Regions from separate parts of the Homo sapiens genome. Here region 2 is linked to region 1. Evidence: chromatin loops called from intact Hi-C (ENCODE). Cell type or tissue: breast epithelium. All regions are shown on one strand. Links, peaks and the distances in the headings refer to the core of each region. The heading gives the core; the rest is flanking DNA. Region 1 overlaps FAM168A (family with sequence similarity 168 member A). Region 2 overlaps FAM168A (family with sequence similarity 168 member A).

What was found. Hi-C counts contacts between places; a loop is a spot of excess contacts. Peaks named below come from ENCODE experiments on the same cell type or tissue, not always from the same donor. Only the 100,000 strongest peaks of a DNase experiment are listed, where the experiment ranks them.
Region 2: a loop joins it to region 1, with 20 times the contacts of the local background. A loop is called at or near these places in 2 of 110 quality-filtered maps.

What each region holds. Positions count from the first base shown.
Region 1 is chr11:73,570,667-73,586,180 of GRCh38, reverse strand. All of the region lies in intron 1 of FAM168A (family with sequence similarity 168 member A), which reads left to right. It also overlaps the pseudogene HMGN2P38. Among named protein-coding and RNA genes, the nearest start is that of FAM168A, 20 kb to the left of the region's middle. In breast epithelium, for the core only: no CTCF peak of the experiment used is centred there; no DNase peak of the experiment used is centred there; H3K27ac peaks cover 301 bases.
Region 2 is chr11:73,511,162-73,526,675 of GRCh38, reverse strand. All of the region lies in intron 1 of FAM168A (family with sequence similarity 168 member A), which reads left to right. Among named protein-coding and RNA genes, the nearest start is that of FAM168A, 79 kb to the left of the region's middle. In breast epithelium, for the core only: no CTCF peak of the experiment used is centred there; no DNase peak of the experiment used is centred there.

The DNA.
Region 1 (15,514 bases), core at 3,150-11,149:
CCAAAACCTATGAGTGCTTTTTCCTATGTGACATGCTGGCTTCCAGAGACAGTGTCTCACTGATTATTTGTATATCCCTGATACTTGGAACTTAGCAGGGGCTTAGTACATTTTTGTGGAGTGATTGAGCCAGTGCTAAGTGAGTGAACCAGTTTTTACAGAGCAGGATATAACTCACCCACTCTGAGCTAATGTGCATGTTGGTACTACAAAGTATAGAGTAATGCAGTGGTTTTGCACACTAGGATCTGGTCACCATTTGTTGCTATGGGGAAAGGGTCAATCTCTTTTTTTTTTTTTTTTTTTTTTGTTTGAGATGGAGTCTTACTTTGTCACCCAGGGTGGAGTGCAGTGGCATGATCTTGGCTCACTGCAGCCTCTGCCTCCCTGGTTCCAGTGATTCTCCTGGCTCAGCCTCCTGAGTAGCTGGGTTTACGGGCGCGTGCCACCATGCTCAGGTAATTTTTGTATTTTTGGTAGTGGTGGGGTTTCACCATGTTGTCCAAGCTGGTCTCAAACTCCTGACCTTAGGTGATCCTCCTGCCTTGGCCTCCCAAAGTGTTGGAGTTACAGGCGTGAGCCACTACGCCTGGCCAGGGTCAGTCTTCTTGATGATAAATGTAAAACTATTTAAATAATTTGGATATTTAGTAGTCTAAGAAATTTAATGGGATGAATTTTCCCTAGATTGTTAATTATCTCTTTAGAAATACATACTGCATCTACTTTGTTCTGGCTTACTCTCTTAATAGCTATGAGACCTTGGGTATGTTACTACACTTTTCTGTGTTTCATTTTTGTAACCTTTAAAAGGGAAGTGTAGTAATAATAGTACATAATTCCTATGTAGTTGTGAGGATTGAATGAGATAATTCATAAAGAACTTACTACAGTGCTTGGCAAATATTAATTACTTAACAAATGGTAGCTGTTATTAATGTTATCTTTCTAGAGTAGAAGTATGGAATTTATTGTGACTTTCAGTATATGAAGAAGGAATAATGTTTTGTCTTTTAAAACACCTTTATTAGAGAAATTAAGCGCTGACTTTATTGGTTTCTGTATTTTGGGACCTATTTTCTGGTTGTAGCTTACTTGGTCTCTTCTTGCAACAGAGATCAAACTTTGGCTATTTGCCTGGATTTCTTGGTGAACCAGTGGAGGTATGGTATGACCTTTGACTCTCCATCATTCTTTTTTTTTTTTGGTAGAGATGAAGTCTCGTTATGTTGCCCAGGCTGGTCTTGAACTGTTGGCCTCAAGCAATCCTCTGCTGCCTTGGTTTCCCAGAGTGCTCGGACTCTATCATCTTTTTAAACTTTGTGGTTTTTGGTTGAAACAGATTGGATTGTTCTGGAGAGTTCACTGAGGTTGATAGTTTTTTCTCAATTAAAAATGTCAGTGGACTGGGCATGGTGGCTCACGCGTGTAATCCCAGCACTTTGGGAGGCTGAGGCGGGCGGATCACGAGGTCAGGAGATCAAGACCATCCTGGCTAACACGGTGAAACCCTGTCTCTACTAAAAATACAAAAACAAAATTAGCCGGGCATGGTGGCGGGCGCCTGTAGTCCCGGCTATTCCGGAGGCTGAGGTGGGAGAATGGCGTGAACCCGGGAGGCGATGCTTGCAGTGAGCCGAGATTGCGCCACTGCACTCCAGCCTGGGTGACGGAGCAAGACTCCGTCTCAAAAAAAAAAAAAAAAAAAAAAGTCAGTGGGCCAGCCATGGTGGCTCACACCTGTGATCCCAGCACTTCTGGAAGCCAAGGCAGGAGGATCACTTGAGACTAGGAGTTTGAGACCAGCCTGGGCAACATCTCTACAAAAAAATAAAAATAAATTAGCTGGGAGTGATGGCACATGCCTGTGGTCCCAGCTACTCGGGAGGCTGAGGTGGGAGGATCGCTTGGGCCCAGGAGGTCGAGGCTGCAGGGAGCACTGATCATGCCATTGCACTCCAACCTGGGTGACAGAGTGAGACAATGTCTCAAAAAAAAAAAAGTCAGTGAATGTAAAAAACACCCCTTTCTAAATTTTTTCTGACTAGATCAATCATCATTGAGGAGGTACAGTATTTCTCCATAATCCCCTGCCCCAGAAGCAAAGGAGTGTTTTTAAAAATATATTTCTGTGTTTACTTACATTTTGATCAGGCTGTATAATTATGAAGGGAAAAACCAACACCCTTTAAAATGAGCATGCCTGAAAGCCTGCCCTTCAACCAAGTGTCATTGTAGGGACACTGTCTCCTAGATAGGAGTTAGTGTTAAACTCTTGACTTAAAACCTTTGAGATGAGGTCCAGGTTTCCCAATATGGTATCTGAGGTAGTTCAAGATCCTCTCCCCAACTTCTTCACCATTGTCATTTATTGTCTCTCCTCCTGGCTTGTGCGTTTTACCTCCAGTACTCCTGAAGTTTGCATTGTACTATGTCTGCAGTTCTTCAGATGTGCAGTGCCTCTTTTCTCACTGTCTTTGCACGTGCTGTTCTCTTGGCCTAGATATCTCTTTGTTACTCTTAATTGGTCTACTCTGACTTAGCCTTTAAGACTCAGCCTAGGAGATAACCTTTTCCAGAAGGTTTTCCGTGATTTCCTAGGTTGGGATTGGGTACCCCATCTCTGGGTTACTCTGATTGTGGTTATCCATTTATTATTTGTTGGTCTCTTCCACTTGCAGTGGACAGGAGTTGTATCTGATCATCCTTTTATTCTCAGAGCCCATCTTGGGACCTTGTACAGAATAAGCATCAGTAAAGACATGTCAGGTGAATCCATCATTTCAAACTGGCCTATTAACAGCTGTAATTTCCCAATGAGTCAGTTACTCCATGTTGCTCTGGGCTGAGTTTTTTTTGTTTGTTTGTTTTTGTTTTTGAGACAGAGTCTTGCTCTGTCACCCAGGCTGGAGTGCAGTGGCGTGATCTCGGCTCACTGCATCCTCTGCCTCCTGGGTTCAAGTAATTCTCCTGCCTCAGCCTCCCGAGTAGCTGGGATTACAGGTATGCACCACCATGCCCAACTAATTTTTGTATTTTTAGTAAAGACGGGGTTTCACTCTTTTAGCCAGGATGGTCTTGATCTCCTGACCTCGTGATCCGCCTGCCTTGGCCTCCCAAGGTGCTGGGACTATAGGCATGAGCCATTGCACCTGGCCTGGGCTGAGTTTTAATAGAGTGTCTTCTATCATTGTTGTTGCCCCTTGCTCCCTGCCCGTTGTGTTGTCTCTACTCTACTTTAGCCCACTCTCATGTAGCTTTCCTTTACTCTTTGCCCATAGCTGGGTCAGTGGAGCTGTGTACACAGTAGACACAATGAGACTCAGAAAGAACTTGATTTATGACGGATCCCTGGAATCTCACTTGGAATGAATGCAGATCACATTGGTAAATGGAGAAGACGGGACCTTATGATTGCTTTTCTGACTCAGTCTAGAGTTCTTTTTTCTGCTTCAAAGTTTCCTCTTTATTAACCTTTGGTCAGTTTTAATTTGTAGATAATATAAAATGAATGCTATAAAACCAAATTGTATCAAATGCTTGTGTATTTGATTTTTACAACTGAAATATAAGACTTGACTTAACTATTTGATGGTAGAAAGATTGAGACTTTAAGAAATGTGGGTTTTTAATTACCCTATTAAGCCATTAGTAGTTTCTGGCAGGCAATTTTTTTTTTCCCCAGGCTGGAGTGCAATGGCACCATCTCGACTCACTGCAAGCTCCGCCTCCTGGGTTCATGCCAATCTCCTGCCTCAGCCTCCCGAGTAGCTGGGACTACAGGTGTGTGCCTCCACGCCTGGCTAATTTTTTTTGTATTTTTAGTAGAGATGGGGTTTCACTGTGTTAGCCGGGATGGTATCGATCTCCTGACCTCGTGATCCACCCACCTTGGCCTCCCAAAGTGCTGGGATTACAGGCATGAGTCACGGTGCCCGGCCTCTGGCAGGCAATTTTAATTAGGATTCCCCAAAATATTTTGCTGATTAGAGTCTTTGTAGCAAGCAAAAATAATCACTTATGCATCTATGCATTATTTTAGTCAACATGGATATCAGCCTCTATGTTAGGTTGGTTTTGATGATACACGGAGATGAGTAAGGTGTAGTTGCTGTCTTCAAGGAGCTCCAGATGCAATAGAGACAAGGTATAAACAAATAAGTTGGCTGGGTGCGGTGGCTCATGCCTGTAATCCCAGCACTTTGGGAGGCCGAGGTGGGCGGATCACAAGGTCAGGAGTTTGAGACCATCCTGGCCAACGTGGTGAAACCTCGTCTCTACTAAAAATACAAAAATTAGCTGGGCATGGTGGCGCATGCCTGTAGTCCCAGCTACTCAGGAGGCTGAGGCAGGATAATCGCTTGAACCCGGGAGGCAGAGTTTGCAGCGAGGCGAGATTGCGCCACTGCACTCCAGCCTGGGCAATAGAGGGAGACTCCATCTCAAAAAAAAAACAAAAACCAAGTTACAGTTCAATGTTATAGATGTTATAAAATAAGTAGCAGAGACAGGGTATTCAAACCTTTTTTTAGGGAAGAGTTCTTGGAGGAAGAGTAACCTGAGCTTATTTTTGAAAGAAGACTAGGTCTTATGTGTGGACAATTCTGGACATGGAGTCAGAAGAACTGAATTTGAACCCCAGCTTAGCCACTTACTAGCTGTCTGACTTGGACAGGTTGTTTAAGTACTCTGTGAATCTCAGTTTTTTCCCATGTAAAGTGGGGACAGTCATATCTATATCCACCTTTGAAATTCAATACATTTGAAAGAAGCTCATAAATGTGATATACAAGTATTCTGTTTTTTAGCTCATAAATGTGGTATACAAGTATTATATTCTGTTTTTTTCCAAGCCAAACTGTATCCAGCTTTATTAAAGATACTGTCCGTAAACAATCATGGCATTTCAGACAGGACATGTGCAGACAATCGTTAACAGTATACAACAACTTTCAAACTCCCTTCTTTAATGGCCTACCAAAAATCAGAAAGCCACTATAAAACCCAATGAAGTCTTCATCTGATGCTCTGAACAGGGAAAGTTTAGAGTGAGGGTTGACATTTCACATTTAGCATGTTGTTTAACAACTTTTCATAAGCTGACCCTGACTTTCAGGAAGTGAAGTGAAAGTGACAGAATTTACCTGAAGATCCACAATCTAGAAACGGAACCACTGCTCTTTTGACAGGTGCCATCTCAGTGGCATCACTGGAAAGTCCAGATTGCCTGACACACTGGTAACCAATGATTAGGGGTCAGGTCCCAACAGATGTCTGGGTTTAAGGGAGTTAAGTCTAGCTGAAAGGTAGAAAGGGAGAAGAGGACATAAAAACAAATTTGTTTTTCCATACCACAAAGCTTTTGTGCCAAGGTGGCCATGTGTGTCAAAGTCAGGGAATCCCTGCTCCTGGGAGCCAAGAGGAAGTCTCTCAAAACTGGAAGGGAAAGGTGTTTTCCCCACATCAATCCAGCTTTGGAGACATTTTATTAGTGACATAAGCCCCTTCCTCTCAAAACAACAAGGACATGTTCTGTGTGCTAACAACATAGCTTAAAAAAGTAAAACAAAATTCTGCATTTTTATAAAACTTGATTAAAAATAGTATTTCAAACTGTACAGTCACCAGAAGTACATGGTTATTAAAAATGCACACACTTCGCTTGGCATCTCCAGCACCTTCAGCTTTCTGTCCCTGGTCTGTTTTGGCATCTCCATTTTCTGTAGGGTTATCCCCATCCTGGCCAGCCTCAGCTTTTCCCTTTTTCCCTTTGGGTACCTTCTCTCCCTTCTTTGCAGGGGCTTTTTTGGCCTGGGCTCTATCTTTGGAGGAGCAGGTTTAGCAGACAACCTTGTGGATCTTCTCTGTGGTTCATCCTTCACCTTGGCTTTATCTCCTTTAGCATCCCCTTCAGCCTTTCTTGGGCATGGTGGCGGCGACAGTGACGGCAGCGGGACGTAGGCACTGGGCGTGGGATGCAGCGGAGCACAGGCTTTGGTTGGTCTGGGGGTCGTTCTCACCTCTTCTTCTGGTTTTTGTTTTTTACTTATTCATTGACAATTATATTTTGACAGATTGTAGCATCAGTTTTCTTACCCAAACCAGAAATAAGTGAGGAAAATATTGAGTATATTAGTGTGTAGACATCATTTATGAAGTGCTAACACTATAAACATGTATCAAGGCAAATATTTTAAAGTTCAGATCCATGAAACTTTGATTCTGTGCTATTGTACAAGATACTGCTTAAGGTACCTAAATGAATGGTATCTGAAAAATTATTGAGTTTGCTTCTGAGTGGCTTGGATAGCAACCAGCTGAACTAGAAAGAGCCTCATTTCTTGTCAGAAGACTTATGCTTGCATCCAAGTGATGCAACTTATGTCTGTGCTGCTGAAGGTTATTTAACATTTCAGAGTTTCATTTTCTCCATCAGTAAAGGAGAAAAATAATAGTTACTTTGTAGACTGTGAATTAGGAATAAACTGGATAAATTGCTTACCACTAGCTTTTATCAGTTAAAAGTTAATTTATGGAATATTAAACAAATTTCCATTTAATTACATTTCTTTAGAGAAACTTGCTCTAAATGGTGGGTGGGGGGAATTCTGTTATTTATGCTTTACTGACACTGATGATATTTTACCTCCTTCTTCCAGTTATTCCTCAATAATTTTGTAAGGTGAGTTTAAATCTCAGCTATTGTACTTCCTTGCAGTGTGACCTTCAAAGTTACTTAATCTTTCTATAACTTATTTTCTCCATCTATTAGGTGGAGAATTAATGGCATTTATATTATATAGTTACTTAATCTTTCTATAACTTATTTTCTCTATCCATTAGATGGAGACATAATGGTATTTACATTATATAATTGTTAGGAAGTAACTAAAGTGCTTAGTTCAGTGTTTGGCACATAGTATGATTTCAGAAAATGGTAGTGCTATGGACTGAGTGTATCCCACCAAAATTCATATGTTGAAACCCTAATCCTCAGTGTGATGTTTGGGGTGGGATTTTTGGGAAGTAATTAGGTCATTAGGATGGAGCTCTATAAGTGCCTGTATAAGAAGAGACACCAGAGAGCTTACTTCCTCTCTCTCTGCTTTCCACTATGTGAGGATACAGTGAGAAGAGGGCCATCTGCAAACCAGGAAGCTGACTGTCACCAGACACCAGATCTGCTAGTACCTTGATCTTGGACTTCCCAGCCTCCAGACCTGTGAAAAATAAATGTTTGTGGTATTCTGTTATGTACACAGCAGCCTGAGCTGACTAAGATGGATAGCATTGCTATTGTCACTTTCATTTTATAAATGAGAAGGTGAATACAGATTTAGAAACCTGATTAGATTCATAGTAAGAGGCAAGGATGGGATTCAATCCAGGTTTGTGTGATGCCAAAGACTTTACTGTTTATTCTTTTACCAGGCTACATTTTGTAATTAACATTTCATTTGTATGGAAACGTATTCTGAAATGCTGTAGAGTGCTTGGAAGTAATTTGTTATTCTTGGGTATTTAAAACTTTCAGTGATGTTTTACTAACCGTTTACATAAACTTGAAACTAAATTGGTTAGGGAAAGAAATCTTTGGCCTGGCCTCCCTGTGATCAGACAGTTTTAGGGCAGATATTCTGGGGTGGTAGTCAGTGGTTAGTAAAAAGAAAATTGTGTGTGTGTGTTTGTGTGTGAGTGTATTTTCTCCTAAACAGCTTCATTGAAGTAAAATTGGCATACAGTAAGTGATACAAATTTTATGTACAATTTGCTAAGTTTTGACATACATATACACCCATGAAACCATCACCACAAAGCAGATGGTGAACATATCCATCACCTCCCAAGTTTCTTGGTGCCCCTTTGAAGTCTTTCCCTCCTCATTCTCCTCATATCCCCCCCATTTAAGCAACCACCTATCGGCTTTTCTATCACTATAGATTAAACAATGGTCAGATCAATCAGGATTCAGTCAGTTCACCTCTCAGCTGTAGTTTGATCGTCTGTGAAACAGGGATTCTACCATCTTCCCAAAGGACCATTGGAGAAGATTAGGATTAATGTGTATAAAGAGCCTAGCATAATGTCTCTTGCATAGTAGGCCCTCAGTCCCTGGAAGCCAGTATTACCAGCAAGCTTTCACTTGGTGGTCTAGAGTACATTTAGGAGTTCAGAGTGCCAAAATGCATTTCTGTCACTTAGAGCTCCTGTTCTCTTCCACTGAATGGGCTTCCAGTGTTTTTGAAACAGGAAAATTTACATTTAGGCAGCTTAAGGCCCTAAGGGACGTTCTGTTGCTCCTACCTTCCCTCCCTCATGCCCAGTGTTACACATGCTATTAATTATGAACAGATGTTCTTCAAAAATAAGCAAAGATCTCCACAGCAGGTTTTTGCATTCTTTATGCCTATGTTTAAGTCTGGCATTGTGATCAAGCTGCATAAGCAATGAGTTTGTAGTCAGAGTTCTGGGTTTTAGTTCCTATTCTGCCTTGGGCAAATCATAAAATCTTTCTGAGCCTCAGTTTTCTCAGTGTGAAGTGGTGGTGGTGGAGTCATACCTCAGAAGTTTGTTGAGAGGATCAAAGGAGAATTCTGAAAGTGAATTGTATGATGAGGTTATAGTTCATCTGCATCCTCCCATGACTGCCTCACAGTGTCAGAACTTTGTAAAAGGATCAGGCAGCATTTAAATCTGATATCTTACAGGTTTTTAATATAAGTATTTTAAATTGGGCTCTGCTAATAGAATAAAGTGGCAAAAATAAATAACAACAGATAAATAATTTGTGAAATTATTTGCTCAAGGTTAAAAGTGCTTCCATTTTAAAGTCAGAGAAACTTTAATTCAGATATTAGTTAAGTAGCTGTGTGACCATGGACAAGTTATTTAATTTCTCTGAGCCTTAAATTCTCACCTGTTAATAAGGCATATCTGTTCTACCTCAGAGGGTTGTTGGGAGGATTAGAAATAATATGTGTACCATAGTTGGCATATAGCAGATGCCCAGTGACGCTAGCTTCATTCCTTCCATTTCCAAAATTGGTAGATTTGTGGATTCGTTGAACTATTCCTGAAGGGATGACTTTTGCCTTCTCTATTCCGTGATGCGGTTCAGCACAGGTTAGCTGTTAGGTAGTGTCTCAGGTTTCCCATTCAAGTCTGTAAATGTCATTTGAGCTTTATGGTGCTAGCAGTTATTGCAAAGGAATTTTTTTTTTTTTTTTAAATAATGGGAGGCACCTATGCTTTGCTTTTGTACTTTCTCATCAATTCTCATTGCTCTGTCTAGCTAGAGATACTTTGTATTGTGAGAGCCAGGGAAACCAGGGGCCATTTTCTTGTCTCTCTGTGTTTATTTGGGTTGGAGGATTGTCTAAAAGTTCCCTAGTGAATAAAGTAGATTTGCTGAGTTCAGATTCTTCCCTCCTGGGTGAGCCCAGGATCGAACTACTGGGCAAGAAAAGAAATAGGAAGATGTGGAGAAAACTGGTGAGTTCTGCTTGTAAAGTTGTCAGGATCTTTGAGTTGGGGGGCATGTAGAAAACAGTTGATTCCCCATTTCCGTCTTCATTTCCAGAGCCTGTACACTCCAACACAAAGGGAGCTTTAAGATGGAGGTCTGCATTGTAATTTCCTAGAAATTACTGCTTCTGGTAACCGCTCATTCAGTTTTCACCTCTTTGCTGCAGTAGATGAAACAATGGGGACAATAAAACCATTTATCTGATGGCTGTAGCCTCAATGGGATGTTTGTTTTAATAATGGTATAATTTGCAGGGTTCATAAATTGTGATTTTATTCTCATGGAAATAACTGCCCGGTGGTATTTGGATTCTCAGGTCTCCTGTTGTGAATAATTTCGCTAACATTCTGGCTGACAATTCCCTTTATTCTACACTTCGATTTAGATTGTTCATGCTGGTTGGGTAATTAGCCCAGAACAGAGCCAGTTTTTTTCAGTTTGGGGATGGCAGGTGGTTACTAGGTAACTAGAAGATCTTCTGAATGGAGAAGAAACTCTGCTTAGGGATTCAAGGCAAATACCCAGGTTTGTTTTGATTATCTGGGATTTAAAAAATTATCTAATACCAAAATATTTGATGAAAATTGAAATTTAATTCATCTGAATATTTGTTTTCCATGACACCAAACAACCCATTATATTTGGAATATCCTATGTTTGAGTTTTAAATTTTCATGTGCATGTTTTGGCAGGGAATATCCACAGAGGGCAGAGGCTGATAATAGCTACACATGCTAGACATTGCCATAGGTGTTTTACTTACATTATGTCTAATTTTTTTTTTTTTGACATAGTTTGACTCTTGTTGCTCAGGCTGGAGTGCAGTGGCACGATCTCGGTTCACTGCAACCTCCACCTCCCAGGTTCAAGTGATTGTCCTGCCTCAGCCTCCCGAGTAGCTGGGAGTATAGGTTCCTGCCACTACACCCAGCTAATTTTTATGTTTTAGTAGAGACAGGGTTTCACCACGTTGACCAGGCTGGTCTCAAACTCCTGACCTCAGGTGATCCACTTGCCTCAGCCTCCCAAAGTGCTGGGATTACAGGTGTGAGCCACCACACCCGGCCATTTCTAAATCTTAATGAGAACTCTGATAGGTAGGTATTGTTTCCATGTTACCCATGTAAAAAGTTAAGACACGTTTAGTAACTAAATTAAGGGATTCAGCTAATTAGTGGCAGACAGTTTACCAGATTCAAAGCTTATCCTAGGCTTTCAATTACAGGGTAAGACATTCTGAAGATACATTCAAGTTGAAATTAAACTGTTAGATATTACAGCAGTTGGCTCAAAAATAATATTATATGTGAATTAATACCTATCATCAGATGTATATATCTGATTGTTCTTCCTGTCATTTAATCTTGTTTTACAGCAGTAACATACATGGAATATTTTGATTATCTCACCAAAATTAAAGGACTTCTAGGCATAATCCTGTTTTAAGAATTCTTTAAAAGGCTCCAAAGCATGGCGTAGTCACTGGAAATAGCCTCAGACTTGGGTTTCAAAATCTTGGCACTGCCATTTATTGGGTTATCTTGGATAAACCTTTTGACCATCATTGGATAACCCTTACTCTTGTATGAGCCTTATTTTGCTCATCTGCAAAATAGGGATATGATACACACTTTACAGGGATGTTAGGGTTAATGTATGTGGTGGGGTCTAGTATATGACTGTAATATGTTGGTTTCCTTTATTGAGTAATGCTACTGCTAGTAGAGTATCAGGGGATAATTTGGTGCTTTCATCATTGGCCTCAGGATTTATTAAAAGATGGCCAACATCGGATGGGCACGGTGGCTCACACCTGTAATCCCAGCACTTTGGGAGGCTGAGATGAGCGGGTCACTGGAGGTCAGGAGTTTGAGACTAGCCTGGCCAAAATGGTGAAACCTTTTCTCTACTAAAAAAAAAAAAAAAAAAAAAAAAATGCCAGGTGTAGTGGCACATCCCAGCTACTTGGGAGGCTGAGGCAGGAGAATCACTTGAACCTGGAAGGCAGAGGTTGCAGTGAGCCAAGATCATGTCATCGCACTCCAGCTTGGGCGACAAGAGGGAAACTCCATCTCAGAAAAAAAGATGGCCAACTTCAAGTGCCATTATGTTATATTTTCATGTGATGCTGTTAAACTAATAGAGCTGATTTTTCTCCAGGAACTTGCTGTTCCATCTAGGTAATTTGTTTAAGGGGCAGTTAGATAGATGATGTATTTTTTTATACTCTCTTGGTCAAGAGAGTGAGTGCATATGTGGAAAGGGCATTGGATTTGTGATTATACAAACTTGGTGGGAGGTCCAGCATTGCTGTTTACTAGCTAAGTTTCATGGGACAACTGACTTTCTCTGTTTGAAACTTGGGATAGAGATAATAATAGCCAACTTTCCCATCTGTTGTGAAGATCAAATGAGATAATGAATGTGAAAATGCCTTTTAAATTGGAAAAATGCCAGCCAAGATAGTAACTATTATGTGACATTCATAATTAGTATTAAGTGGGGCTTAGAGAATTAATTACTTTTTTTTTTGAGACAGGGTCTTGCTCTGTCACCCAGGCTGGAGTACAGTGGTGGGCTCATGGCTCACTGTTGCCTCCACCTCCTGGGCTTAGTGATCCCCCTGCCTCGCCTCCTGAGTAGCTGGGACCACAGGTGTGCAACGCCATGCCCTGCCCCCACCCCTGCCCCTTGGTATTTTGAGACGAATCTTGCTCTGTCACCCAGGCTGGAGTGCAGAGTCCCGCTCATAGCTTACTGCAGCGTGGAACTCCTGGACATAGTGATCCTCTCACCTCAGTATCCTGAGTAGCTGGGATTATAGGCATGTACCACCATGCCTGGCTCATTCTTGAATTTTTTGTAGAGACAGGGTCTCTATGTTGCCCAGACTGGTTTCGAACTCCTGTCCTCCAGCCAACCTCCTGTCTTCCAGCCAACCTCCTGTCTTGGCCTCCCAAAGTGCTGGGATTACGGGCATGAGCCACTGTGCCCCGTCGGAATTCACTGCTATTTTAAGAGGCAAATTTAAAATTTCCCTTGAACTATATAAAGACATTTTGATGAGTTTTATTATGGTAGTCCTTGGGGACAGCAGAAGAAAAGAGGCCAGAATGATGTTCTGGGTAGATAAAGTATTGAGTGAATGTAACTGCATAGTGGAAATGAGAAAATGGGGTGTGGTACTACTGTGAGGCAGGCCCAGAGGACTTAGAGAAGAGCTTAGACTTGAGATTTGGATCTTGGTCTAATCTTGATCCCTAGAACAAGGAAGTGGGAGGCTCCTTGATTAGAAAAACTTAGGACACAGGGTAGTGTGTGGAGAACTGTTGAGGAATAGGGATAGAGGTAACAACTGTAGCTTCCGTCATGATGACACTCAAGTTGAAATCCTGGTTTTAAGCCTTCTAGGAGTATGTACAGAAGTTAAAATAGATTTTTTTTCATTCCTCTTTCTACCTTCTAACAGTTAAGTGTGTCCATTTTTAGGGGAAAGTTCCAAGTGCGTCTTGCGATTATTGTGCATGAATCCAGTGGTGTCTCTCAGGTGAGCACATTGATGTATCTTCATTTAAAGAGGTGCAGATGGTGGCTGGCAAATGGGGGATCTGCTTCCACCGGCTAGAATGCTTAATTTTATGGAGGCTTATTCAGATTATCTCTTACCTGAAAATTGATTCTGTTTACAGCATTTCAGTAATGTGGATGAAATTTTTCCTAAGTGGAACATCAACCTAAATTTTCAGTGTGTTTAATTAATTATTTATTTATTTATTTATTTTATTGATCATTCTTGGGTGTTTCTCACAGAGGGGGATTTGGCAGGGTCATAGGACAATAGTGGAAGGAAGGTCAGCAGATAAACAAGTGAACAAAGGTCTCTGGTTTTCCTAGGCAGAGGACCCTGTGGCCTTCCGCAGTGTTTGTGTCCCTGGGTACTTGAGATTAGGGAGTGGTGATGACTCTTAACGAGCATGCTGCCTTCAAGCATCTGTTTAACAAAGCACATCTTGCACCGCCCTTAATCCATTTAACCCTGAGTGGACACAGCACATGTTTCAGAGAGCACAGGGTTGGGGGTAAGGTCATAGATCAACAGGATCCCAAGGCAGAAGAATTTTTCTTAGTACAGAACAAAATGAAAAGTCTCCCATGTCTACTTCTTTCTACACAGACACAGCAACCATCCGATTTCTCAATCTTTTCCCCACCTTTCCCCCTTTTCTATTCCACAAAACCGCCATTGTCATCATGGCCCGTTCTCAATGAGCTGTTGGGTACACCTCCCAGACGGGGTGGTAGCTGGGCAGAGGGGCTCCTCACTTCCCAGTAGGGGCGGCCAGGCAGAGGCGCCCCTCACCTCCTGGACGGGGCGGCTGGCCGGGCGGGGGCTGACCCCCCACCTCCCTCCCGGACGGGGCGGCTGGCCGGGCGGGGGCTGACCCCTGACCTCCCTCCCGGACGGGGCGGCTGGCCGGGCAGGGGCTGACCCCCACCTCCCTCCCGGACGGGGTGGCTGCCGGGCGGAAACGCTCCTCACTTCCCAGACGGGGTGGCTGCCGGGCGGAGGGGCTCCTCACTTCCCAGACGGGGTGGCTGCCGGGCGGAGGGGCTCCTCACTTCTCAGATGGGGCGGCTGCCAGGCGGAGGGTCTCCTCACTTCTCAGACGGGGCGGCTGGGCAGAGACGCTCCTCACCTCCCAGACGGGGTCGTGGCTGGGCAGAGGCGCTCCTCACATCCCAGACGGGGCGGTGGGGCGGTGGGGCAGGGGCGCTCCCCACATCTCAGACGATGGGTGGCCAGGCAGAGACGCTCCTCACTTCCTAGATGGGATGGCGGCCGGGAAGAGGCACTCCTCACTTCCTAGGTGGATGGCGGCCGGGCAGAGATGCTCCTCACTTTCCAGACTGGGCAGCCAGGCAGAGGGGCTCCTCACATCCCAGACGATGGGCGGCCAGGCAGAGACGCTCCTCACTTCCCAGACGGAGTGGTGGTGGGCAGAGGCTGCAATCTCTGCACTTTGGGAGGCCAAGGCAGGCGGCTGGGAGGTGGAGGTTGTAGCGAGCCGAGATCACACCACTGCACTCCAGCCTGGGCACCATTGAGCACTGAGTGAACGAGACTCCGTCTGCAATCCCGGCACCTCAGGAGGCCGAGGCTGGCGGATCACTCGCGGTTAGGAGCTGGAGACCAGCCCGGCCAACACAGCGAAACCCCGTCTCCACCAAAAAAATACGAAAACCAGTCAGGCATGGCGGCGCGCGCCTGCAATCGCAGGCACTCGGCAGGCTGAGGCAGGGGAATCAGGCAGGGAGGTTGCAGTGAGCTGAGATGGCAGCAGTACAGTCCAGCTTCGGCTCGGCATCAGAGGGAGACCGTGGAAAGAGAGGGAGAGGGAGACTGTGGGGAGGGGGGGGGGAGGGGGAGGGGGAGAGGGAGAGTTTAATTATTGATGTATCTGAATGCTGCAGTGTATTAGTTAAGCATTTTTCCATATGAGAGGCTTCTGGCTGTGAGTTTTGGTACTACACTAATTTTATTCATTTTTTTCCAGGGGGATGTCAGTTTTTCTTCATTGCAAGTAACTGCATTATGTTGTCTGGATCATTGTCTTCTGTATTAAGTATTACAGTAGAATAGTTGTTGTTCAGGACAGTTTCAAAGTCTGTGTTTTATTTGCCTATAAGAACATACTTAGGCATCTTTCTTCTCTGTTCTTGGTCTGCTAGTATGAACATAATACAGTGACTAAGTAAGGAGATGGGTTTCCATAGGCCCCAGTCAGAATCAGCCTGAGTTACTTTATCATATTAACTTTATATATAATAATGTCAACTGATATTTGCATAATTCTTTGTAAGGTATTTTTATGATACTTAAATATTTTTTTTCTTTTCTTGTCTTGTCTTTTTTTTTTTTTGAGACAGTATCTCACTCTGTCACCCAGGCTGGAGTACAGTGACGTGATCATGATTCATTGCAGCCTC
Region 2 (15,514 bases), core at 2,733-10,732, 59 kb after region 1:
GTTTTCAAGAATATTCACCGGTTTTCCTTCTCATAAATGCTGCAAGATTATATTGAGCTATGATGTTTTCAAAGTCCTTTCATGGCCAGTGTTGCATTTTTTCTTCATAATACTTCTATAAGATAAGCAAGTTAGCTACTCTTAATGATTTTTGTTATTGTTTTTAGCTGATGAGGAAACTGAGGCCCAGAGAAGAGGTGACTTAATTCAGAGACACCTATCGAGTCAAAGGCAGGGTTAGAATTAGAACTCAGGCACAAGAAAGCCCTTTTATTTTTAGGTTTCTGATTTTCACTAGGAACATCGTCACACCTTGCACACCCTGCCAACATTAGATATTATCACTCTATAATTTTTGCCAACCCATTGAAAGAAAAATATCTCATTGTTTTAATTTTTATCTCCCTAGTTACTAGTGAAGTTAATTTTTTAAATATTTATTGGCCATTTATAGTTCTGTGAATTTTGTGTCATTTATTATACATTTTATACTGGGTTCTTCATCTCTCATCACTTTTGTGGAGACTCTTTGTATGTTAAGAGTATTAATTCTTTTGATATACATGGTGCAAATATTTTTGATTTTTATTTATGAAACTTTGTGCATCCCTAGAGCACCAAAGAAAATAGTCCTTTATACTAGGCTAACTGTTCAAAAAAACAGCATACTACTACCCCTGTTAACACTACCAGTTAAAATTTATTTTCTGAGTTTTCCAAGAAACTTTCATATTCTTTATGTCTTTTGTCCTTTCAAGAACTTCATGAGGGGGCTTGCAATTAAAATAAGGTAATTTGAACATGTACATCTTATATCTTTTCAAAAACATTGAAATGGAACAGAACTGGTATTTCGCAAGGGCTAAGAAGATAGGAGAGGAGATAATAGTAAATGAGAGGGAACAAGATTTTGGAAGATGGAAAAGAGGTGCAGGTTGTGAACAATTTAGCAAGTTGCAGAAAGCAGAAAACTTAGGCTGCAGAGGAATGTCAGTATCAACAGTCATTTTGTGGTACAGACCCTAGCCTAGGTATTAGAGGTTCTCAAATGTTGAGAGGTAGAGCTGTGAAAAGAGGAGGATTAGTTCAAAGGTTATATAAGGAACAATTAAACTCCCACATCCTTTCTCAGCAGAACTTTGGAGGTTTATTTTCTGGAGAAATAAAATCAGGCAGGACCTGTACTTGGGGATGCTAGACTCAGCTGAGAGGTGACATTCCCAAAACAGGGATTTAGTGAAGGTCTTCATTCAGTTCTTAGTTCCCAGATATAGGTAGTCAAACTTAATCTCCTCAGATAGGAGACTGGAGGATGTATTGCTGAGAAACTGACCCATAGACATTTGAACGTCCCTTTCCCCAGTTTAAAAAAAATTGGCATGGCATTTTGTCTTGTTACAGTGAAACTTAGCAATTAAAATGCTCTACTGTTCGTACGTGTCTGTATGTTTCTTAGTCTTAAATATGAAAGAATAGGCAAAGATCACCTGATATTTGAGAAAAACGTCTAGCATGAATGACAGAAACTAAAAGAAACATATAGAAGGAACCCTACCCCCCAAAAAAGAGAGGGAATGGAGAGGGGAGAAGGATTGAGGGAAAGGGAAAGCATACAAGCACAAGAGAAACAATGTAGGAGCAAAAAAAAAAAAAATTGCAAAAAACTCAGATCAAAAAAGTTATTACCTTAGTGAAACAAGAATAAGGTCCTATTTGAAAAAGGAATAGTCAGCAAGAAATAATTTTTGAACACTTAAAAATACAGTATTGAAAGTAGGCTGGATGCAGCGGCTCTTGCCTGTAATCCCAGCACTTTGTGAGGCCGAGGCAGGTGGATCATCTTGAGGCCAGGAGTTCGAGACCAGCCTGACCAACATGGTGAAACCCTGTCTTCACTAAAAATACAAAAAATTAGGCAGGCATGGTGGCGCATGCTTGTAATCCGAGCTACTTGGGAGGGTGAGGCATGAGAATTGCCTGAGTCTGGGAGGCGGAGGTTGCAGTGAGCTGAGAACATGCCACTGTACTCCAGCCTGGGCAACAGAGCAAGACTCTATTTCATATATATATATACACATACATATACACACACACATATATATGTATATAATATCAAAAATAAGGTAGAATGAAAACAAGTAGAAAATAGAAGAGGAAAGAAATAAATTAGAGGATCAGTTTAAGATTTATTTAAATTTAAAAGATTTAAATTTAAGAATATTAATTTTATTTTTTTAATGATTTTCTTTTCTCCAGTTTCTCTAGTTAGAGAAACTCCTCATAGTTAGATTTTGGATCTCCTCATAGTTAGGTTTTGGCTTATGAAGTGAAAGAAATCATCAAAGAAATTATACTTTTCCCAGGACTTAAGTACACATGTGCTTAGATTGAAAACCCTATCAATTCTCAATACACTGAATGAAAAAAGAAACACAACACCATAAAATTTCAGAACACCATAAAATTTCGAAATGAGAATATAAAAGCTTCCAGAGAGAATTAAGAGGTTATATACAAAAGCATTTGATTTCTCAAAAGCAGTATTGGAAGCTAGAAGAAAGTGGAGGAATTATCTTACATTCTGAGAGGAAAGGATTTTCAAGCTATAATTCTATACCCAGTCAAAACTAACAATTAATTATGAGAGTAGGGGCCGGGGGCAGTGGCTCCTACCTATACCAGTGCTTTGAGAGGCCAAGATGGGAGGATTGCTTGAGCCCAGGAGTTTGAGGTTACAGTGAGTTATGATCACAGCATTGTACTCTGGCTTGGGCGACAGAGTGAGATGCTCTCTCTTCAAAAAAAAAAAAATAGGGGAAAAGAGACATTTTCAGATATGCAGTATCTCAAAAGATTTATCTCCTACCTGTGCTATCTCAGGAAACTTGGTAGTTTGATATACCTAAATGAGATAGAAAAGGAAGAGGGGCTGGGCATGGTGGCTCACACCTGTAATCCAAGCACTTTGGGAGGCTGAGGTGGGAAGATGGCTTGGGTCCAGGAAGAGTTTGAGACCAGCCTGGGCAACGTGGCGAAACCCCGTCCCTACAAAAACAGAAAAATTAACCAGGCATGGTGCTAAAAGTTGAACGTGATTACCATTGGGAAGCAGAGGTCAAAGGTAAGATAGGGGATTGCTGCTTTTTTGATATAAGCCTTATAGTATTGAGTTTGACTTGTGAAACTATCAATCTATTAGCTTTAATCAAATGTAAAATTAAGGCGGTCACTGTGTGCCTATAGTGTCAGCTACTGGGGAGGCAGAGGTAGGAGGATCACTTGAGCCCAACTTCAAGGCCAGCCTGTGCAACATAGCAGGACCCTGTCTCTTAAAAAATAAATAAAATAAAATAAAATTATAAATGATCATTATGCCTTCCTTCTCCCCAAAAACATATGAAGTAAAGCGTTATTACCATACATGGAAATAAGGCCTGTAGAATTAGGGGACCAAAGGTTTTTAGAATGAGTTACTAGAGAAGCTGAAACTCCAGTTCTGGCTCTGACTCTCTGACTCTCACCATTGCCCTTTCTGCTCTAGAGAAAGCAGAAACCTTCTTTGGAGTGTTTGCTGGTGATGTTCACATGAGTAAACCTGTGGTTCCAGCAGCCCCCTCCTCTCATTGTGTGTGTGTGTGTTTTGTTTTGTTTTGTTTTTTGTTTGAGACAGAGTCTTGCTCTGTTGCCCAGGCTGGAGTTCAGTGGTGTTATCTCTGCTCACTGCAACCTCCACCTCCTGGGTTCAAGCAATTCTCCTGCCTCAGCCTCTCAAGTAACTGGAATTACAGATGCCCGCCACTATGCCTGGCTAATTTTTGTATTTTTAGTAGAGACTGGGTTTCTCCATGTTGGCCAGTCTGGTCACAAACTCCTGACTTCAGGTGATCCACCCTCCTTGACCTCCCAAAGTGCTGGGATTACAGGCGTGAGCCACCATGCCTGGCCTCATTGTCTTTTATATTGGCTGTTACAACCTCCGCATTTGGGACACTGCAAAGTATCTGACATAGCCAGTAAAAGTCCTAATGACCCCAGTTCCTGGCCAGGCGTGGTGGCTCACACCTGTAATCCCAGCACTTTGGGAGGCTGAGGTGGGTGGATCATGATGTCAGGAGATTGGTACCATCCTGGCTAACACAGTAAAACCCCATCTCTACTAAAAATACAAAAAATTAGCTGGGCATGGTGGCAGGCACCTGTAGTCCCAGCTACTTGGGAGGCTGAGGCAGGAGAATGGCGTGAACCTGGGAGGTGGTGCTTGCAGTGAGCCGGAGCTTGGAGTGAGCCGAGATCGCACCACTGCACTCCAGCCTGGGCGACAGAACGAGACTCCGTCTCAAAACAAACAAACAAAAAAAACCCAGAGTCCTGATGACCCCGGTTCCTGAGTAGCTGATTCTGTGTTAATAAATTAACATAAAATTGCTTTCCAAAATGTCAGTTCTGCAGCCATGTCCATTTTTTTTTTTTTTGGTGGACTAGAGATACCCCTTTATAGGAATTACATAGATCCATGCTCTTCAATTTAAAAGTTGATTGCTGGCCCCTGACAAAATACCCCTGTGGTAAGAGGGAAGTCACAGCCAGAGTTTAGAAGTCAGAGAACTTGAGTGCAAGCTATGCTCCATTACTTTCCTTGGTTTTTTTCCTCCTTTTAGTAAAGTAGGATATCTTCTTTTCTAGGGTACAGTTTCAACTTCCTTGAGAATTCCCTCCTTAACACCTTTGTTGAACTCTACTGTTCCCAAATTTGCTGTGCCTCATGTAGTCTTTTGGGTTACTTCTGTAAATAATTTGTCACTCATCCATCATGTGTGACAGTTTTATTCTCAGTGAGGAGTCCCATTGTCTAGTGCTGGGGAATCATTCTTTGCCCTCATTTGCCAACTAACAGCTTCAAGCCCAGAATGAGGGCCTCAGGATGAGTCAGTATCCTGGTGGTTTACATCAAATACTAGATTGTCCCCTTCCCCGTTGTTATTACCATTAAAGCATTCTTCTTCTCAGACATTAGCTGCAAGCTCCCTGTGTTTTCTTTGCTTAGTGAAGATAATCTGTGGTTGTTTTATCCAGGTAAAGACTAATTCCTAGTTCTAAAGAGGAAATTAGGAGCAGTTATCCCCTACCTCTCCATCTCCACCAGAGCAAAAGTTCTAACTAGATATGAACAAAAAAGAAGAGCAGAGTTTTCTTCTTCTTTTTTTGTTTTTTTTTTCTAATCTCCTTCCACCCTTGGGCTCAGTGGAATGGAAGAGGGGGCCCCTCAGCTTGGTCAAGTGCCCATGATGAGAGGGTGGGTAGGGTAGTAGGGTAGGTTGTGTCTCAGCTCTCTTGTCCCTGAGGAACAGTCCCTTCAGTTGCAACAATAGTACACACAATAGTAGTATAGGGTGTGTGTCCTGTTATTCAGGCTTCCCTGGAGAGGGGGCCAAAAGATTTCTTTTATGGGGCTAACTGGAAAGGACTGTGGCACTTACTGAGATAATCAACATTCATAGGCTAGGTCGCACATGCAGAACAACCTACCAATCCTGTCAAATTATAAGGCTATAATCAGTCTTATTAAAATGATAGCACATATATTTCCTGAAACTATTTTATCACAATGAAACTTTATCAGCTCATTTATCACTTGGAACCTACTGGTTTCAACAAATGTAAAAGACAGTTTTCTAGATCAAAACACTTTAAGGTAGTGTTTGTTGGAAGGTCCCTGGTCTTGTGAGGTGGTTTCCTGGAACCCGTTACCAGTACTGTTTTTTTTTTTAGCTGCTTATTTCCATTTTCTTTGGGGGATTGAACAGATGTTTGACAGTGGTTTAAAATAATATATAACCACATCTTTTTTTTTTTTGAATGGCTTGACACCTGATAAGAGAGGAACAAAGCCATTGGACAGGTTATGTAGGGAGCCTCATTGATGTTCTGAATATATAAAGGGGCTGAGTTTCATTTTAGACAGGGCATCCTTTGGTGACAGCATTGATTATCCTTTTCATTCAAGGATTATAATTTCAGTGAAACATTTTGAGATGACTGCTAACAAAATTAGGTCGAATCAGGTGTGATTTATGTAATGCACCATTAATGAGGCAATGAGAAAGTCAGCCCTGTCTTTCTGTGCCCTGAAATTCTAAAGAGGTTAATTACAGGAAGGCCTTCAAACCATATGTTCCTTTGTCTTGGAAACAGTCCCATTTTTGCATAATGTGCTTTCTATGTGACTACATCTAGTTATACAGTATTCAGTACCAGCATTTATTACTTGAGTTATTTTGTTTTATATCTGAAATTATATAAAGCTAGCTTTAAAACAATAATAAAATTAGGCCAGGCGCGGTGGCTCACGCCTGTAATCCCAGCACTTTGGGAGGCTGAGGCGGGTGGATCACGAGGTCAGGAGATCGAGACCATCCTGGCCAACATGGTGAAACCCCATCTCTACTAAAAATAAAAAAAAAAATTAGCTGGGCATGGTGGTGCACGCCTGTAGTCCCAGCTACTTAGGAAGCTGAGGCAGGAGAATTGCTTGAACCAGGGAGGCAGAGGTTGCAGTGAGCCGAGATTGTGCCACTGCACTCCAGCCTGGTGACAGAGTGAGACTCTGCCTCCAAAATAATAATAATAATAATAAAATTATAATTTTAAGAGGTGAATCTGATATGCTACACTTCTTGACCTGTGATTAACCCAACAATATTGCTTCAAAAATCTATGTACTGGGCAGAGTCACTACCTGTAGTCTCAGCTACTCAGGAGTTTGAGGTGGGAGAATTACTTGAGCCCAGGAGTTTGAGACCAGTCTGGGCAACATAGTGAGACCCTATCTCTTGAAAAAAAAAATATACATATATATATGTATACACACACAAACGCACACGCACACACACACACACATACATGCTCTGGTCTTTGTGCTGCTCTCTCCCTTGTTCTCTGTGTTCCAGCTATCCTCATCATCTCTCAGCTCCTCTGAGAGCCTGTCAAGCTTTTTTCTCCTTCAGTGACTTTGCTCATGCTGTTCTTTTTCCTAAAATATTTGCCTGTTCCTCTCTCCATCATGGCTAACTACTCCTCTGTTATGGCTTGTTTAATTGTCACTGCCTTGGAATGCCCTTTCTTGACTTGCCATCCTCAAGCAAATCTCTTTTTGCTTCTTTATAAGCTTCTGTTACATGTTGTAATTATAGGATGTATTAGTCTGTCCCACTTGTCCTTCATCTCTTTCCTCCTCTAGAGTGTAAACTCTGAGGATGGGGCAGTGGCTGAGTAATGCATAATTGCATTCTCAGTGCCTAACACAATGTCTGGGGCCTGACACATGGTAGGAACTCATAACAAATATTTGTTGAAAGCCTGAATGAATGAAGGAGACCCTTACATTTTTTTTCATGGTTCCTTCCTAGGAAGCATCCCATGAAAACCAGGCAAAAGCTGCATTCTAATGGTATTCATAAGATCAGACCCACCCAGATTCAAGGGGAGGAGAAATAGTATCTACCTCTTGATGGAGTTGTGGCAAGATCACATTGTGGTAGAGCATGTGGGATGGGAGATTGTCTCAGTCCATTTGTGTTGCTATAAAGGAATACCTAAGACTGTAATTTATAAAGAAAAGGGGCTTCTTTGGCTCATGGTCCTGTAGGCTGTGTGGGAAGCATGGCATCAGCATCTGCTTCTGGTGAGGGCTTCAGGCTGCTTCCACTCATGGCAGAAGGGGAAGGGGAGCCAGTGAAATTACATGGTGAGAGAGGAAGTTGAGGGAGGTGCCAATTTTTTTTGAGACAGTCTCACTCTGTCTCCCAGGCTGGAGTGCAGTGGCGCAATCTTGGCTCACTGCAACCTCTGCCTCCCGGGTTCAAGCAATTCTCCTGCCTCAGCCTCCTGAGTATCTGGGACTACAGGTGCGCACGACCACGCCCAGCTAATTTTTGTATTTTTTAGTAGAGATGGGGTTTCACCATGTTGGCCAGGCTGGTTTCGAACTCCTGACCTCGTGATCCACCCGCCTCAGCCTCCCAAAGTACTGGGATTACAGGTGTGAGCCACTGCACCTGGCCCAAATTCGTTTTAAGAGCCAGCACTGGAGGGAACAAACAGAGCAAGAACTTTTCCCCCACCACAATTCCACGCCCCCTCCCCACATTAATCTATTTATGAGGGATCTGCCTCCATGACCTACATACCTCCCACTAGGCCCCACCTCCAACACTGGGGATCAGATTTCTTTTTAAAAAATATTTTAATATGAAAATATTTTAATTTTTAATTAATTTTTAATTTTTAATGTTTTTTAATATTTTAAAATTTCTTTTATTTCACTTAGGATAGGGGATCAAATTTCAACATGAGGTTTGGAAGGTCAGATTTCCAAACTATAGCAGAGATGTTATTGTGACCATCTTTGGAAAATACAATCTGTTGCAAGAGATTATTCCTAGCTGGGTACTGCATATCTTCCCTGGGAGATTGATTCAGCCTGGTTATAGGCCTATATACTACTCTCTAATATCCCTGGATAGTCACCACTACGGTGTAAAAGTCAGGAGTTCAGAGCTTGGTTCTGTCACTTACTAGTGATAGAAAAAGAAAACCTGTTTAAAAATGTAGTTTCTTCATTCTTTCAGGCTTTCAACAAGTACTAGTATGTGTCAAGACCTGGACACTGTGTTAGACACTGAGAATGCAGTAGTGAACCAGATTGCCTTTGCTCCTGCCTGCAAGGCAGTAAGTGGAATCATTGACAGTCCCCACTCCTTTTTTTTTGAATAGACATTTGCTATTGAGTTGTGACATAACGCTGAAAGGACTGGTTTCAAATCTTCTGCTTCTGTAATTGACCCTTGTATGAATGGCAAATGCTTCCTATTTTATGTTAAAAAGCTACAGTATCTGCCTTCGTGTTAAAAAACACTGAAGGTCATATTGGGTATTTCAAAAAGTAATTGGTATTCCTGAGCCAAGGTCGTATAGTATAAACAAGGTTGTATAGTATAAAAGACACTTCTGAGTTATTGTTTTTCCCTGATCCTCTTAAGAGACAGAAGTATTTATTTCTGCATGTTAGGAGTGTACCTTCCGAAGAACTAATGGACAATCACAATCCACCACGTCATGTATTAACCACCCCCCGCCCCCGCCGAAACAGTACCCTTTCACTGTTAATAATATAGAATCTTTTTCTGTTGGACTTAGAAATCTATGAATTGGAATAGTAAAAAGAGCAAATAGCTTCTAGCAGTCAGGTAATCTGGATTCTCGACTAGCTGCATGAGGGGAAGGGGGGTGGAAATTGGGATGGGGGAGATGATTTACTACTCAGTTACTTTTTAAAAAGTATGTAGAGGCTGGGTGTGGTGGTTTACACCTGTAACCCCAGCACTTTGGGAGGCCGAGGTGAGAGGATCATTTAAGACCAGTGTGAACAACATGACAATGTCTCTACAAAAAATTTAAAAATTAGCTGAGTGTGGTGATGCACACATGTCGTCCTAGCTACTCGGGAGGCTGAGGTGGGAGGATTGCTTGGGCCCAGGAGTTCGAAGTTATAGTGAGCTGTGATTGTGCCACTGCAAGTATGTAGAATCAGTGGTCTCGCAAATGCCGTAATTACAGCTACAAATTTTTGGTTACTACATGCTCTTGTCTACTGTAAGCTCCCATAGCAATCTGCATTTTAAAAAATAATTTATTAGTATACTTGAAATTATTTGATTCATATATGTCTTTCCCACTAGATAGTAAACTCCATGAAGGCAGGGATAATGTCTCTTTTGTTTATTGCTGCTTCTGTAAGATTGAGCAGGCACATAGAAAGTGCATAATAAATATTTTTGGATGAATGAATGAGGGGTTTTCTAACATGCAGACATTCTTTAAAGTACCAGAGGTCCATTGACTCATTTGTAGACAACACAACAGACGTTTCCTGCTAGGCACTGAATTAGAAGTGAATTGCCCATGAGACACTCTGCCTAGAGACACTCAAAATCTATGAGAAGAGGTGGACATGGAAAAAATATATATATTAGAAGTTTAACATGAAGTTCTGCAGAAACCTAGAGAAGGAGGTAAGGACTCTACATTTAAAAGTAAACTTTAATTGGGCTTAGTTTGAAGTATAATTATTAGAAATGTAACAGCATTCAGTTCCAGCAATAATTTAACAGTAGAAAATTACTTAAACTTGATTCTATCATAGTATAGGGATGGAGGGGTATTAGTCCCAAGGATATTCATTTAGAGTTAAGTGTTGTTAACAATCTCAGTTTATCAGGCACTTCCTCAACAATTTCTCTCATTTAATTATTTTGACAATCCAGTAAAGTAAGTGGTTTTATTCTCCATTTTACAAATGAAAAAATTGAAACCAGAGAGGTTAAGTAACTTTCATGAGGTAACACAGCTAATAAAGGACAGAGCCAGGACACATTTAGGTCTTTTGACTACAAGCCTTTTATATTATATTCTAAGTTCATTTTATAGAGCTCCCAGATGTTCCCCCAAAGAGCCAGAAATCTTAATGCCTTTGAGGAGTTTTCTAAGATGATTCTGATTCTTTTTTTTTTTTTTTTTAAAGGCAGAGTCTCAGTCTGTCACCAGGCTGGAGTGCAGTGGCACGATCTCGGCTCACTGCAACCTCCGCCTCCTGGGTTCAAGCGATTCTCCTGCCTCAGCCTCCTAAGTAGCTGGGATTACAGGCATATGCCACCATACCCACCTAATTTTTGTATTTTTCGTAGAGACGGGGTTTCACCACGTTGGCCAGGATGGTCTCGATCTCCTGACCTTGTGATCCGCCCGCCTCAGCCTCCCAAAGTGCTGGGATTACAGGTGTGAGCCTGGCCAGAAGATTCTGATTCTTAAGACCCTTAAGACTGAGCCAAAATGTTACCTCTTTCATGATACTTGTCCTGTGAGAAGTGTTTCCTCAACCTCATTCTTTCTATGACATTTCTATTCTTGATTAGCGCCAGTTCAATTGAGCCCCTATGTTAGGTCATGGGATTTTATAATTTATATATTATGAATGATTATAGTTTTTTTTATATCTCCCCTAGAAATTTTTTTGTTGTTGTTAATGAGATAGATTGGTAATGGTACTTTTTCTTTTCCTTTTAAAATTAATTAATAGATAGTTGTTTCTTTTCTTTTTTTTTTTTTTTTTGAGACAGAGTTTTGCTCTTGTTACCGCAGCTAGAGTGCAATGGCACAATCTCGGCTCACTGCAACCTCTGCCTCTCGGGTTCAGGTGATCTCCTGCCTCAGCCTCCGGAGTAGCTTGGATTACAGGCATCTGCCACCACACCCGACTAATTTTGTATTTTTGGCAGAGATGGAGCTTCACCGTATTGGTCAGGCTGGTCTTGAACTCATGTCCTCAGGTGATCTGCCTGCCTTGGCCTCCTAAAGTGCTGGGCTTACAGGCGTGAGCCACTGTGCCTGGCCGTTTCATTGGTTTATAAGAACTTATGTGTTAATTGTTGATGCTGTATTATCCCTTCCTGGAGTGAGTATCTTAATGAAGGAATCTTAGGCACTATAAATGGGCCAGAGGGAGCTATTTTGGGGCAGAACAAATTATGGCACCTCTATCACTCCTTGAGGTGGTTGTGGGGAGCTACTGATAGGTTAAGTACTTTTCCTTTCCATTGCTTTAAAAGGACACTGTTCTCTTCCCACTGGTCCATGGGTAGGTGTAGATTAAGCTTTGGGGGCTTGTGTTAATCTTTCTTTGATAAGGATCTTTGCTTTCCTGGACCCTTGTGAAGATCAAATGTAGTAGTGTACAGGTGATGGATGGATGGATGGATGGATGGATGGATGGATGGATGGATGGATGGATGGCAGAGTCTCACTCTGTCACACAGGCTGGAATGCAGTACTGTAATCATGGCTCACTGTAGCCTCAACCTCCTGGGTTCAGGTGATCTTCCTACCTCACCCTTCTGAGTAGCTGGGACTACAGGAGCACACCACCATGCTCGGTTAATTTTTTGTATTTTTGTATAGACAGGGGTCTTGCCATGTTGCTCAGGCTGGTCTTGAACTCCTGGACTCAAGTGATCCACCTGCTTTGGCCTCCCAAGTGTTGGGATTACAGATGTGAGCCACTGCACCTCACAGGGAGGTTATTTTGGACATACAAATAAAGTGTTGTACAGACAGAAGTCTGGGATTGTTTTTTTCTCCCCTAGAGAAACAATTAACTGTTCTTTCTAAACTAGTTAAAGCACAATTTCCCTCAAACACTATGTATGTCCTTTCTTGCTTTTGACAACATAGAAATTCAATTAGAATTTCTCAATCAAGCACCAGATTCAGTTTTTTTTCTCAAAAGCAGTTGTATTATGCCAGGTGCGTTTATATATTTCATTTAACTATCATAACAACTCTGAAAGGACAGTGTTGTCACTACCTTTTTTTTATTTTGTTTTATTTTTTGAGAGAGGGTCTCACTCTGTTGCCCAGGCTGGAGTACAGTGGCCTGCTCACTACCTTCTTTTTATTTTATTTATTTTTTGAGAGAGAGTCTCACTCTGTTGCTCAGGCTGGAGTACAGTGGTGTGATCATGGCTCACTGCAGCCTCAGCCTCCTGAGTAACTGGGACTACAGGCATGTACCATAACTCTGGGCTAAATTTTGTATTTTTTTATAGAGAGAGGGTTTTGCCATGTTGCCCAGGCTGGTCTCAAATTCCTGGGCTCAAGCAATCTGCCCACCTCGGCCTCCCTAAGTGCTAGGATTATAGGCATGAGTCACCATACCTGGCCACTACCTCCATTTTAAAGATGAGTAAACCAAGGGCCAGAAAGTTCAAATAACATAGCCAAAATGTAAGTGGTAGAGTACAGATTTGAATTCACATATTCTGGGTTTGTTTTTTGTTATATTAGACAGGCAGAATTATGCTGTGGTAACTTATTGGCCCCAAGATTTCAGTGGTTTAATATAAAAACGATTTGTTGAATTCTTGCTTATGAATTCCAGTGCAGGTCAGGTGACTCTGGAGGGCCGTCGTCCTCCAGGATGTGACGTCTAATGTATTTAGGCTGCTTCAGTCTTATGATGCTGCCATCTCAACATGAGATTTCTAGGGTGCCTTTGTAGATGAGAGAGAGCAGAAGAGTCATATACTAGCTTTTAAATTCTTTTACCTGGGTGGGGCGCGGTGCTCATGCCTGTAATCCCAGCACTTTGGGAGGCCAAGGTGGGTGGATCACAAGGTCAGGAGATCGAGACCATCCTGGCTAACATGGTGACATCCCATCTCTACTAAAAATACAAAAAAAAAAAAATTAGCTGGGCATGGTGTTGGACGCCTGTAGTCCCAGCTACTCGGGAGGCTGAGGCAGGAGAATGGCGTGAACCTGGGAGGCAGAGCTTGCAGTGAGCTGAGATCGCGCCACTGCACTCCAGCCTGGGCGATAGAGCAAGACTCCGTCTCAAAAAAAAAAAAAAAAAAAAAATTAAAAAAAAAAACAAAACTTTGACCTGGAAGTGAGACATGTCATTTCTGTTCATAGAACATTGGCCAAAACTGGTCATATGGTGCTAACTACAAGAGAGAAAACATGGAACTGGAAACTGTTGAGGAGCTTATGGATAGTCAGTGATATTGAATATCCCTGCCAGACTACTTTACGGCAGATGTTTCCCTAGGGCAATATCTTTACATAGTGCATGTTTCCTTCCAGCTTTACATTAGGACGAGTTTGCTAGTGTGTCTGGACCATGTTTTATACTGAATGCCTTGAGGTCAGGGATTAAATTAATAAATGGGCATATTTTTCAGTTCAATTCAACTAAATATTATTGAACATCTGCAATTCCAGGCCTTGTTTTCTTTCCAGTATCTATAGCCTCTGTGTTTCTATCTGTCTAGCTAGCTAGCTAGCTGTATTATATTTATGTAAATAATAATAACTAGATAGTACTAGATTTTAACTTTTTAGTATAGAATAGTGCAGTATAGAATAGTGGTTAAAAGCACAGATTTTAAGGGTCAGAATTCTGGGTCTGCCAATTCCTAGCTCTCTGACCCCTGGGCAAGGTTGGTTTTTTTTTTCTTTTTTAATAAAATAGCTTTATTGAGATATAATTCATATATTGTAAAATCCACCCTTATCCCCCTTTGAAAGTACACAATTCAGAGGTTTCTAGTATAGTCACAGACTTGTGCAAATATCACATCTATCTAATTTTAGAATATTTTCATCACCCTCAAAATAAACTTTGTACCTATTAGCAGCCACTTCTCATTCTCTCCTCTTCCTAGGCCCTGACAACCAATAATCTACATTCTTTCTCTATGGATTTGCCTCTTTTGGACTTGGGAAAGCTACTTAACCTTTCTGTGCCCCAGTTTTCTCATAAAAAATGTAGGTATAATAATACCTACTCATCAGGTAGTTATAAGCGTGATATGGGAGCACGGAAAGAGTTAAAGGGCTTAGTGCCTAGCACAAAGTAAATTATATGTGTTTGTTGTTATGCATTTATTATGTTCAATATTATTGTGATCATTTTTTCATTCCTTATATAGTACCTAGCATAGGACTGGACACATGGTAGGCACATTTATCCAGTTTCCTAAGGGTTCTACTGTGTGCCAGGTATTGTTTTAGGGGATCTCAAATATGGATTAAAATACTTCCCCTGTTTGCAAGCTGTTCGCAATCTCATGACAGAGACAGATAAAGAGTATGTAAAGATACTAATAGATAGCTAGATCATACTTTATATTAGGATTAATGCTGTAGTAGAAATAAATACACTGTGACATGGGAGCAAGAAGGAAAGAGGAACACACAGAGTGGCTGAAATGTGCTTCTCATGTATCTTATTTGATTCTCAGGCTAATCCTGTGAAGTGTGGGGATCCTTAGTCACATTACTACAGATGAGGAAACTAAGACTCGGAGATGTTAAATAGCTTGCACAACATCATCTAGATATTAAATAGTTGAGCTTAGATTGAACCTGACTCTGACGAGGTGCAAAACCTGTGTTTTTACTCTTTCTGATGCTTACAGAAAGAATTTGCTGCTATTTCTCTGAAATTTGCAAATAAGTCCTACAAAGCAAAAACTGTTTTTGGCTAAAACAGCTTAAGATTCATTACATATTTTGAAAAATTCAGCCGGGCGCGGTGGCCATGCCTGTAATCCCAGCACTTTGGGAAGCCAAGGTGGGCAGATCACAAGGTCAGGAGATCGAGACCATCCTGGCTAACACAGGTGAAACCCCGTCTCTACTGAAAATATAAAAAATTAGCCGGGCGTAGTGGCCGGTGCCTGTAGTCTCAGCTACTTGGGAGGCTGAGGCAGGAGAATGGCGGGAACCCAGGAGGCAGAGCTTGCAGTGAGCTGAGATCGCACACTGCACTCCAGCCTGGGCGACAGAGCTGGACTCCATCTCAAAAAAAAGAAAAAAAAAGAAAAATTCAGTGCTACTGGAGCTTATTGCTCCCTTTACCCGAGGGAGGAAAAAAAAAAACCTGACAATTGAGAAG